2 separate regions of the Homo sapiens genome follow, and region 1 is linked to region 2. A link is a contact called in ENCODE Hi-C or POLR2A ChIA-PET data. All regions are on one chromosome and are shown on one strand. The core of a region is the stretch at or near the end of the contact, and the rest is flanking DNA. Distances in the headings are between cores, read along the strand shown. Region 1 overlaps PREX1 (phosphatidylinositol-3,4,5-trisphosphate dependent Rac exchange factor 1). Region 2 overlaps LOC105372646 (a long non-coding RNA gene).

Evidence for each region. A loop is a pair of places that touch in the nucleus more often than their neighbours do. ChIA-PET counts read pairs that join two places held with the same protein, here RNA polymerase II (POLR2A). Pooled maps may share reads with other maps.
Region 1: a map of PC-9 shows a loop between it and region 2 (5-fold over the local background). The contact joins two enhancer-like sites. A Hi-C loop is called at or near these places in 4 of 168 maps with a recorded cell type or tissue (Caco-2, Calu3, PC-9 and 1 more), 2 of 37 single-sample maps with no recorded cell type and 4 of 50 pooled maps. POLR2A ChIA-PET finds 5 or more read pairs at or near these places in 1 of 52 experiments (PC-9).

Annotation. Positions count from the first base shown.
Region 1 is chr20:48,619,099-48,624,624 of GRCh38, forward strand. PREX1 (phosphatidylinositol-3,4,5-trisphosphate dependent Rac exchange factor 1) reads right to left here. Exons shown (of 40, transcript NM_020820.4): 40 at 5,154-5,526. Among named protein-coding and RNA genes, the nearest start is that of PREX1, 210 kb to the right of the region's middle. RefSeq lists enhancers at 1-319, 355-1,063, 1,886-1,945 and a silencer at 1,456-1,585. Within about 2 kb of position 2,438, at least 9 of the 41 ENCODE cell types and tissues checked have a DNase peak (open chromatin) inside an H3K27ac peak, as active enhancers do; they include PC-9, where a contact is called at or near this core.
Region 2 is chr20:48,534,917-48,540,240 of GRCh38, forward strand. All of the region lies in intron 2 of LOC105372646 (a long non-coding RNA gene), which reads right to left. Among named protein-coding and RNA genes, the nearest start is that of LINC00494, 180 kb to the left of the region's middle. Within about 2 kb of position 3,680, at least 2 of the 41 ENCODE cell types and tissues checked have a DNase peak (open chromatin) inside an H3K27ac peak, as active enhancers do; they include PC-9, where a contact is called at or near this core.

The sequences.
Region 1 (5,526 bases), core at 1,188-3,687, 83 kb after region 2:
CACCACCACCCCAAGCTAATTTTTTTTCTTTATTTTTAATAGAGACAGGGTCTCACTATGTTACCCAGGCTGGTCTCAAACTCCTGCGCTCAAGCAATCCTCCAGCCTCAGCCTCCCAAAGTGCTGGGATGACAGGCGTGAGTCAGGGCACCTGGCTCTAGACTTTCGTCGACGTCCTTTCTGGCTCAGACATTCTGAGCCTCCACCATCGGGTAGGGTCAGACCTTCTGAGCCTCTGCCATCCAGACAGACCCAGATGGATCAGAGGAGGGTGCGAGGGTGAGGGTGAGGCAGAGTGTTCCCAGTCCCTCTTTATGGCCAAGACTCTGCAAACAGGACATGGATCTGGCTTGGATAGGACACAGATGTGACAGCCCTCATGTCTCCCCAGCCTCAGTGCCCCAGGACCCCCTGCCCTCTTCCTGACAGCAGGGGATGTGAGGGAAGGAGGGCAGCCCTGCATCCCACACCCAGGCCCCCTCCCCTCCCCTGATACCCAGCAGCCACGGGTCCATCGTCTTCCAGTGTCAGCCACGCACCATGAAAACAGATACCACCCACCGGGGCCATTCCTGTGCTGTTTTTCAAAGAGCTGTTTGGGCCAAAAGCCAGCAATGCAAGTCTGTGTGCCCTGCAGGGCTGGCCCTCCTCCAGCTCTTCATCTCTGAACCTCCTGTCCCTGGAGCAGCTCATCTCAGCCCTGCCAGTGTCTGGAAAGTGCCCATCATCACCTACAGCTCTAGGAGGGCTCTGGCGAAGCACAAATCAGGACCTGAGAGCATCTCCCGTTACCCATCAGCCCCGTGGCGGTGACATGTGTCCAGCAGGCAGCAGAGCCACTGGGAGGGGCACAGGGTGGGTTGGCTCTGATTGGAGCGGACATGGCAAGAAGGATCTGGAGGTGGAAGCCAGGGCAGCAGGGCCAGCTGCAGGGTGGGGGTGCTCGGGCAGCCCAGCATGGGGAACTGGAGCCTGGAAAGTGCTGGAAGGGAAACATTGCAGGAAGCAGGAGGACAGGGAAGCACCCACCCCACATGCTGGGCAGAGGCTGGCTAGGGACCCGCCCTGGGAGTGGATGGACTTGAATCCTGGGCCCCTCTGCTGAGACCCTCAGGACTTCGGGATGGGAAAACAGAACAGCACAGGGCCGCTGCAGTGACCCAGGGAGAGGAGCTGAGCCAAGCCACCCTCACGCACCCAAGGACCTGCCCCTGGGCCACACCCCAGACAGAGCCCCGGGCTCAGGGTCTGGAGCCACACGGCCTGGGCTCAAATCCAGCCACTGTCCTTGTGAGCAAACTTTGGCTGCAATAATGGGAGGTGCAGCTGGTGAAGGCGCTGGCAGCGGAGGCATTTCCTTAGCATCCCTCTCCTAACCACCCCTGCCCCACTCCAGCCCTCCAGGGAACGCTACCAGTGCCCGGAGGGAGGCAGCTTCAGGCTTGGCTTTCGGCCTCCCCTGCCTGCAAACCCCGAGCTCCAGGCTTGCAGTGGGAGCCTCCCAGGAGCTCTGGGCAGGAGGCCCGCAAGGCTAGGCGGGGCGCCCTGGCCCACAGCGCCATCTAGTGGCCGTCACTTCCACAAAGGTGCACCAGTGACTGTGGGTTTCTGGTCACAAGCTTCGTAAGCACCCCGCTTTACAGTGCATAAGGGCCTTTCATATCCTTCTCCTCCAATCAGAAGAGAGGAAGGGAAAAAAGAGAAAAGAGAGAAGGGAAAGATCCCCGAAAGGAAAGAATTGAAAAATCGAGTCAAGCTCACAGACATATGTTATGGGACAAAGACAAATATAGAAAAGCTTAGAGAGAGAGAAAGAAAATGAGGGGGACGAAAGTAAGAAAGAGACAAATTTTAAAAAGTTTTTAAAAAGAGAGAAAAAAAGAGAAAATATTCACGGCAAGCCCAGCCCAGGAGAGGGATAGCGCCAGTGCCCATTGTCCAGACGATTCCAGGCCCCGCCTCCAGGCTGGCTCTGTCCCAAATACCTGCACCCAGGAGCCAGCCTTCGGTCTGAGTGCTGGAGCCCGGGGAACAGCAGCCTCTGGGCACTACGCGGTCCCCAGCACCACCTGCTGGACAGACAGGGCACTACACTTATCCCGGGAAGTTCCACTTTGGGGCCCTGGAGGAGACTCCTGGTACCCCCGCAAGGCAGCCAGGTGGGCGTAAAGTCTCCATTTCTCAAAGAAGGAAGCTGAGGGTCCCAGAAAGACAGAGAATCTCAGATATGGCCACTCAGCAAGTATCAGGTGTTGACAGATTCAGGAGCAGGCGAGGGTGTCTGACTTCAAAGGTCCTAGTCCAGCCCCCCATGAATGAACCCACGTGGCAGACACAGAGGTTAGAGGGGCCCGCTTGGCCACAGATGGGTGTGGCTTGCGCCCCCCGCTCTGATCACTGTGCTAACCCTGCTTTCTTCTATTAATATTTAGCCGTGATTCACCACTGTCTGGCCCTGGGCTACAGTATGGAAGGGGTGTGGTTCCTGCTCTTACTGCTGGGGGGAAGGTGGACAGGAAGTACACCAACAGTTATTTAGATAAAATCATAAAGCGGTCAACACACCCCATCGTACCTTCCACTTCCTGGGTGGCCTCTGTTGCAGTCCACGCCAAGGGGCCATCTCTGGGTCAGCACCTTTTGACAGATGAAAAAACTGAGGCTCAGAGGAATTCAACCACCTGGGCCCTGCCCTCATCCTGGAGGAGCAGAGAAGGAGAGGCTCCGAGAGACGTCAATGCGGGGCTGCGCCTGCCCCTTGATTCTCCATTGGACGGCACAGTGACTCCGGGTCACCAGGTCCTCCCCGAGCTGACATCGCCATGGCAAGTCCAGAGCTAAGGATCTGGCCGTCAGCGTGAGCAGGCCGGATGAGTGCTCGGACCACGTGGCTCCGGGGAGCTGGAGAGCTGGCACCCTCCTCAAGAAGACAGCCGCTCCTCAGCTCCAGCTGACATGTAGCCAGGTGGGAATGTGGACCAGTGTGACCAGAGCTTCTGATTTTTTCTTTAATCTTTTTTTTAAGAGGCAGGACCACACTACGTTGCCCAGGCTGGAGTGCAGTTGGCTATTCACAGGTGTGATCAAAGCGCACGACAGCCTTGAACTCCTGGTCTCAAGCAATCCTCCCACCTTTGCCTCCAAGTAGCTGGGACCACAGGTGCGCACCACCACACCCAGCTCAGAGCTTCTGATTTTCGAGACAAACTAAAAATCAGAATTCAGAGATGAAATTTGCTGGTTCATAAATATAATTCATTTTTTTAAAACACCATATCAGGAAGGAAGTAAAAAAAAAAACCCACATTTAGTTCCAAGTTTCAGCCTGGAGCCATCAGTTTGAGACCTCTTGTCTCCTGCAAAAATGTCCGCTTGCTCTGAGAGGCCCTTCGTGCTTAGTTTTATACTTGGAGAAACACATCTCGGAGAGGGAGGTGGGCCCGGCTCTCCCTCCCAACTCTGCAAGCACAGCTCTGAGCCTGTAAAGTATGCAACTTGCTCAAGGCCACAGAGAGCCGGCTGGAAACCCAAGCTGCTCCTGCCTACGGCCCCAGGAGAATGTATGTTCCTTCTGCGGGCCCCCAGGGTGGAGGAGAGGCTGAAATCGATGCTTTCTAGAAACGTGTCTGCCTGAAGGAAGACGTCCAATCCTCCCTGTTGACCTCAAATATAGATTGAGGTAACAGGTCTTCCCTCGAAGTGATTTTCCCTGGATCCAAACACTGGCCTCAGATAATTCTAAATAATCAATCCATGACTGTGCCTGAAACCCCACCAGGATTCCCTCTTGCCTGTTAGAGTATTGAGTCCTTTGAAACCTGTAACTGAGAGACGCGAGGATCTCTCTCTGGGAGGGATCCAATCTGGGCCTTCAGAGAATGTAATCTGCAACAGGTTAGTTTGGAAGGAAAAGAGACTGAAAGAGAAGGGGCTCGAGTGTGAAATGGCAGGGCTGGGTGCAGCACCATGGTACAGGGGAGTCCCAAGGGTGGCCATGACCCAGAGGAAACTGTCATCGATTTCAGCATTTTCCAAAGGATTGGAAATCGGGAAAAGATGGAATAAAGAAGAGGCCATACGCAACATACCGAAACCCGGTCTCTATAAAAATTTTTAAAAATTAGCCAGGCATGGTGGTGTGTGCCTGTAGTCCAGGCTACTTGGTAGGCAGCATACTGAAACCTGGTCTCCACAAAAAATTTAACAAATTAGCCAGGCGTGGTGGCACGTGCCTGTAGTTGCAGTTACTTGGGATGCTGAGGTGGGAGGATAAATTGAGCCCAGGAGGTCGAAGCTTAAGTGAGTCATGATCGCGCCACTGCACTCTACCCTGGGTGATAAGAGCAAAAGACCCTGTCTCAAAAAAAAAAAAAAAGGACGAGGGGGCACAGGGCTGGCACAGCAGAACAGGTCTGCAGCCCAGGGAATGAGGTTTCTCTGACTATGCAAACAAACCCAGGCAGCTTCATAAAGATCACCTGGGCCCAGGCAGGTGGAGAACCTGCTGACAGCCTAGGATGCAGCCACCAGGCCCAGGTGTGCACGCAGACTCTCTATTCTCATTGGTGCATTTCACGTCTGCCCAATAGGCCTGTTTGTGGCCAGCGTAAGTTCTGGCTGACTGGGGGTCCGGCACGACCATGTTGTGGGTATTTTGAACTCCACTCCCGCCTGGATCCAACAGGCCTTGCAGGTTGGAGCGAGGAGGATTCTATGGCACCCCTTGGATCCACACTGTCCCCTCAGCACAAGTAAGCCACCCAGGAGGAGGTGTGGAATTCCTGGGAAAACAGTCACTTTTTCCTACCTTCACAGTGAAATGGGAGCTCAGAATCCAGGGGGGAAAAAAGCTGAAATATCAAATAAGGCCTGTTATTTTCCTGTATACCTGGGTTGCAGGCAATCCGTGCAACCTCGGGTCGTCCTCAGCAATCACCCCGCGAGAGAAGCTGCATCGCCCCATTATCAAGGAGGAAACTGAGGCACAGAGTGAAAACATCACTGACTTCGGGGTCGCTGGTTCAAGGCCCCGATGCAGAGATCAGCACTGTCCTCCATGAGGCTTTTAAAGCGCGAGCTCATCCCCTAGTGCCCCCGGCCGCACCCACCCCCCAAGCCACCCACCGCAGATGAAGCAGATCACAGCCTCGTTCTTTGTATTATAAACTGACTTTTAATAATAATAAAAAATCTATCAAGAATTTAACGAGAAGAATCTGTACATTTTAAAGTAAACCAGTGCACAATGCGCTGGCCCTGGGCCCTCCCCCATTTCCCGCAGCAGGGCTAAAGCGGGTCCTCCTTTGTCTCTGATGCAAGATACAGTGACAAGGCCACTGCCTGCCCTCGTGTATGCTGCGGCAAGAGAGGGAAGCGCACCCTGGAGGGCGGGAGGCTCGGATGCCAGATGCCGGGAGGGCTTCAAGCTCCCAGGCCTGGGGGCAGCAGGGAGCCCCCACCTGAACTCACCACCTGCCAGGGGTGACAGGCGTCCCCCCGCTTCCTCCCCAGCTGTGACCTTTCCCT
Region 2 (5,324 bases), core at 2,430-4,929:
CTGCCTTTTGAGCCATAGTTGATACTTACCTCATGCAGGGCAGGTAAGCCCCACAGTGGGGCTTAGTTCAGGAGGGTTCTTGGCTTTGTGCAAGAAAGAATTCAAGGGCAAACCGGAGGCAGAAGAAAACAGCTTTATTAGAGAGCCAGTATTACTGCTCTGTGACCGCTCCTGCAGAGCAGGGCTACCGCATAGGCAGAGAGGAGCAGCTCAGAGCAGTTTTGCAGTCATATTTATACCCACTTTTGTTTTTGTTTTTGTTTTTGTTTGAGACAGAGTCTCGCTCTGTTGCCCAGGCTGCAGTTCAGTAGGCCATCTCAGCTCACTGCAACCTCTGCCTCCTGGGTTCAAGTGATTCTCCTGCCTCAGCCACCTGAGTAGCTGGGATTACAGGTGTGCACCACCACACTCAGCTAATTTTTATATTTTTAGTAGAGATGGGGTTTTGCCACGTTGGCCAGGCTAGTCTTGGAGTCCTGGCCTCAAGTGATCCACCTCCCTCGGCCTCCCAAAGGGCTGTGATTACAGGTGTGAGCCACCATGCCCGGCCTTATACCTACTTTTAAAAACATTCTTCTAGGGAAAGGAGAGTAACTTTTGGGTATTCACGTCATTGCCATGGAAAGGGGTATTAACTCCCGGGTGTTGCCATGGCAATGGTAAACTGACATGGCACACTGGTGGGCATGTCTGATGAAAAGCTGCTTCCACCCAAGCTCTGTTTTAGCAAGCACAGATTTTGGTCCAGTGTCTGAGCCCCACCTCTGGAGTTGAGTCCCGCCTCCTACCTCACACTTCCAGGTCCCAGGCTTTGCAGGAACCACAGCAGCCCCTTAGAGCTGTCAGGGAGCCAGGGCCAAGGCCGCATTGCCCATTCTTTGTCCTGTGAATCCTACATCCTCACTGCCTGCACAGATGTCCCCAAATCCCCACTCCAGGGTGAGCGCAATACATTCCAACACCACTGCCTGCTCTCTTCTACTCAGAGCTTCACGAATCCCAGAGTGTGAAATCTTTGCACAAACCAAACATGGCACTCGGTAACATTACATCCTATACAGTCTCTCTTGGTTCTTCCAATTACCTCAAAGAAAACATCTTGATTTGGTGCTGATGTGCCTCTCCCACCTCTCCAAGCCCAGCTTTTCATCCTTTCCAACAAAGAAAGAGAAGCCCCCAGGCTTACTGCAGAATATGGCACCTCTGCTTAAGTTTACTGTTTTTATTTTTACAGTTACCTTCCTTCCCAGCAAGAGATGCTGGTTTCACATTTACTCTGGATGATTTAAGTGTTTCTTTCAAATAAAAGTTTTTTAGTGAAAAAAAAATGGGTTTATTTAAAGAAAGCTATCAGAGATCAGCAAACTACAGCCCTGAGGCCAACTGCCTATTTTTGTAAATCAAGTTTTCCTGGGACACCGCAGTGCTGATCTGTGTATAAATCGTCTCTGGCTATGGCTGCCTGGCATTATGACAGCAAAGCAGGGCACTTGCAACAGAGGCCATGTGTCCCACAAAGCCCAAAATATTCACTCTCTGGCACTTGCCAGAAAATGTTTGGCCACCCCAGGAGCAAAGGATCATCCTGGGGAAAGTGGAGACAGTGGCAGGTGAATGATTTAAATTGAGTAAATAGGGAACCCTGGTTAGGAGCTTGGACCCCAGGGTGAGACAGCACAAGGTGAACCCCAACTCCCCTATAGACCATTGAGTCCCTTCTCGTGGAGGATCCTAGGCTCCCTCATCTGTAAAGTGGGAGAACAGGCCCCACATGAGGCTCTTGTGCAGACTGGTGAGATACTGCGTGCAAGGCATAGGTCTGTGCCTGCCGCAAGGTAGACAGCCAGTAAGTGGCCACCTTGAGTATTACCAGGGCAGGAGGTGAGAAAATCCATTTATCACCAGCTGAGATAAGAGTTGCCCAGAGAAGAACTATTCAGACTTGAGTAGGGATGTGAAGTTGAGGTCAAAGGCAGGAGGTAGAAAGGGATGGGGTTGCTAAGCAACACATCCAGATGCTGGAGGTGGCAGAAGTGGCCAAGGGACCAGGGCACAGATAAAATTACCCACCTGTGTTGCTCCAACGTCACCAGTAAAATCTGTCCGTCACAGCTGCCAGGAACATGGAATTTGAGAAGACTAATAACAAGGAAAGGCCAGGACTGGTGGCTCATGCCTATAGAGCTTCAAGAGGCCAAGGTGGGATGATTGCTTGAGGCCAGGAGTTCAAGACCAGTGCCAACAAAAAGATTGAAACTCTGTAAAATATTTGAAGAGATTTATTCTGAGCCAAATATGAGTGACCATATTAGGGGCTCATGACACAGCCCCAGGAGATCCTAGAACATGTGCCCAAGGTGTTGGGCTATGGCTTGGTTTTATATGTTTAAGGGAGACATAAGACATCAATCAATACAGGTAAGATATATATTGGTTTGGTCAGGAAAGGTGGGACAACTCGAAGGGTGCGAGGGGTGGGGCTTCCAGGTCATAGGTGGATTCAAAGATTTTCTGATTGGCAATTGGTTGAAAGTGCTAACTTATTACCTAAAGTCCTGGAATCAATAGAAGGGAGTGTCTGGGTTAAGATAAGGGGTTATGGAGACCAAGGTTTTATCATACAGATGAAGCCTCCAGGAGCAGCCTTCAGAGCTCTAATCAGGCCTAAAAAGGTCTCTTTTTTAGACTCTTAGTTAATTCTCTCCCAGGTCAGGAATTAGGCCTGGAAAGGGAAAGAGATTCTCTACAGAATGTAGATTTTTCCCACCAGAGACAGCTTTGCAGGGCCATTTCAAAATAGGTCCAATTAATATATTTTAGGGTAAAATACTTGGATTTCTTTCAGAACCTGCTGTCATTTTGTGATGTGTCACAATGCTACAAAGAGTCATTTGTCAGCCTTTAGGTCTCTGCCTTAATGTTAATGCTGGTCAGCTGTGCCTCAATTCCAACAAGAGGAAGGCATAAGCCATTCCCATCGTGCCCTGCACTCTCGTTCCAGGTTTACTTTGGAATGCCCTTTGCTGAGAGGAGGGATCCATTCACTTGGTTGAGGGCCTCAGAATTTTATTTTTTGGTTTACACCAGTCTGGGCAACACAGTGAGAATCTGTCTCTACAAAAAAAATTTTTTAAAAATTAGCAGGGCATGGTGGCACACACCTGTAGTCTCAGCTACTCAGGAGGCTGAAGCGAGAGGATCGCTTGAGCCCAGGAGTTCAAGGCTGCAGCAAGCTATGATTGCACCACTGCACTCCAGCCTGGGTGACGGCAAGACCCTGACTCTAAGGAAACAAAAACAAAAAAAAAAAATACAAGGAGGAGCCCACACCATGCTTGGATGTGTCAACCTTAAATAATGAGTTTCAGAAATTATGACTAACTATAGTGTTTGAGCTCGAAGCTTGAGGATGACCACCCGGAAGCATAGATCCAATTTGCCCTGAACATGCAAGATAATTAGCCAGAGTTACAAGTGGGTTTTTAAGGAAAAAAGAAGAGGCACTTTCTAAGTTGTTCACCAAGAATTTGCATTAAAATAACACAGACCATTGACTGGCTACACATTGTTCTTTGTATCACAAACTCCAGGAACATCAAGATAATCGGGAAGGCAGCTAGTCATGACTAAAACGCCTTTAAACTCTTGCTCCTGGGCATGGGGCCAGAGGGGTGACTGAAGTTTCATACTCATGTCTCCCTGGACCTGATACCTTCTGCATACCTAACATAGCTCAGATTTCTCTGGGCTATTTTTTTTCCCAAGATGAATGGACTCCTGCAGAAACAAGACGGGCAGCTACAAGAAACAATGTGGAGAGTTAAGAGCTCAGCAGAGGCCAGAAACGAGAGCTGGGAGGAGCAGGAAAAAATGTCAGCTTCATGCTGCGGAAATCTTGAGGATAGCTATGGACATTTGGACAGTCTACATTTGGGATTCAAACACCCAGGTTATGATGAGATTCTGTGGTCCTTTCAAGCTGGAATTGTTGGTGACCTGAACAAATTTATTGTGAAAATAACAGGAACAGGTAAGCCAGTCAGGACCCTCAGGCCATAGATACACAGACAGGGGATGTGTCCTGCATTCCATGAACACAGGGGTTCTGACCTCAGCTGTTCATCTCTCCACGAATCTGCTTTTTCCTTGAGCTTGTGTGAGATTACGCCCGTATTTGTCAGTGTTACCATCATTTGACCTGGATATGCCACAAAAGCCAAAGACTATTATTTGGAACTTGGGTTTGGGGTAAATATTTACCTTGTTACCAAATTCCTCCCTTTGGTCCCCACTTCTTCCTGAGTCATGCCTGAGGCAGTCCCTTTCTGGAACCCTCCAGTTATCTGCACCAATAAATCCTTTTTTCCCCTCAGACTGTGGGGTTGGGTTTTCCATCGTTCAGCAAATGAACAATTCCCAATTTATAGAAACCAGAGAAGGTAGGTACAATTACCCTCCCAATGTTACTGAACCAAAGCTGGGTCTGCTCACCTGGTGCAGCAAAGCCAAGCACTGACACTGAGGTTTGTAGCAAGAGAAACAAGGCTTTAAGGTAGGGCACCAGCAAGGAGAATCAGGCAGCTGATGCTTGAGATGCAAACTTCTTAGGGGCTTATAAGGAAGGGTTTTTAAAGGCAGGGGTAAGTTTCAGGAAAGGAGAAGTTGCCAGCAAAATCATAAACCAATACATGGATGTTACATATTGGTCTACCTTTAAAAAGGCAGGATATTTTGGATTGGGGGCTTGAAGGTCACAGGTGGATTCAGAGATTCTTTGATTTGCAATGGATTTAAAAAACAAGGTTTGTCTAAAATACTTAGGGTCAGCTGAAAGGAATGTTAAGGTTTGGCCTATAGGTGTGACTCTCTACAGGCCCCTCAGGAAGAGATTTAGAACAAAATTGGGGGTCAGGTTCAGTCCCAGTTCCCCTTTATCTGAGGTCTGCATGAAAACAGTCAGCATTTTCCATCTGGTGGGGTCCTAGCTCCTGAAAAACAACTCACTCAAGGACATGGGTCAAGATGTTCTCTTTTACTTTCTATAGGGAACTGGGATGGTTGAGTGTCAACTTGATTGGATTAAAGGATACAAAGTATTGTTTCTGGGTGTGTCTGTGAGAGTGTTGCCAAAGGAGATTAACATTTGAGTCAGTGGACTAGGAAAGGCAGACCCACCCTCAATCTGGCTGGGTACCATCTAATCAGCTGCCAGTGCAGCTAGAATGTAAGCAGGCAGAAGAACACGGACCGACTAGGCTTGCTGAGTCTTCCAGCCTTCATCTTTCCGCTGGATGCTTCCTGCACTCAAACATCAGACTCCAAGT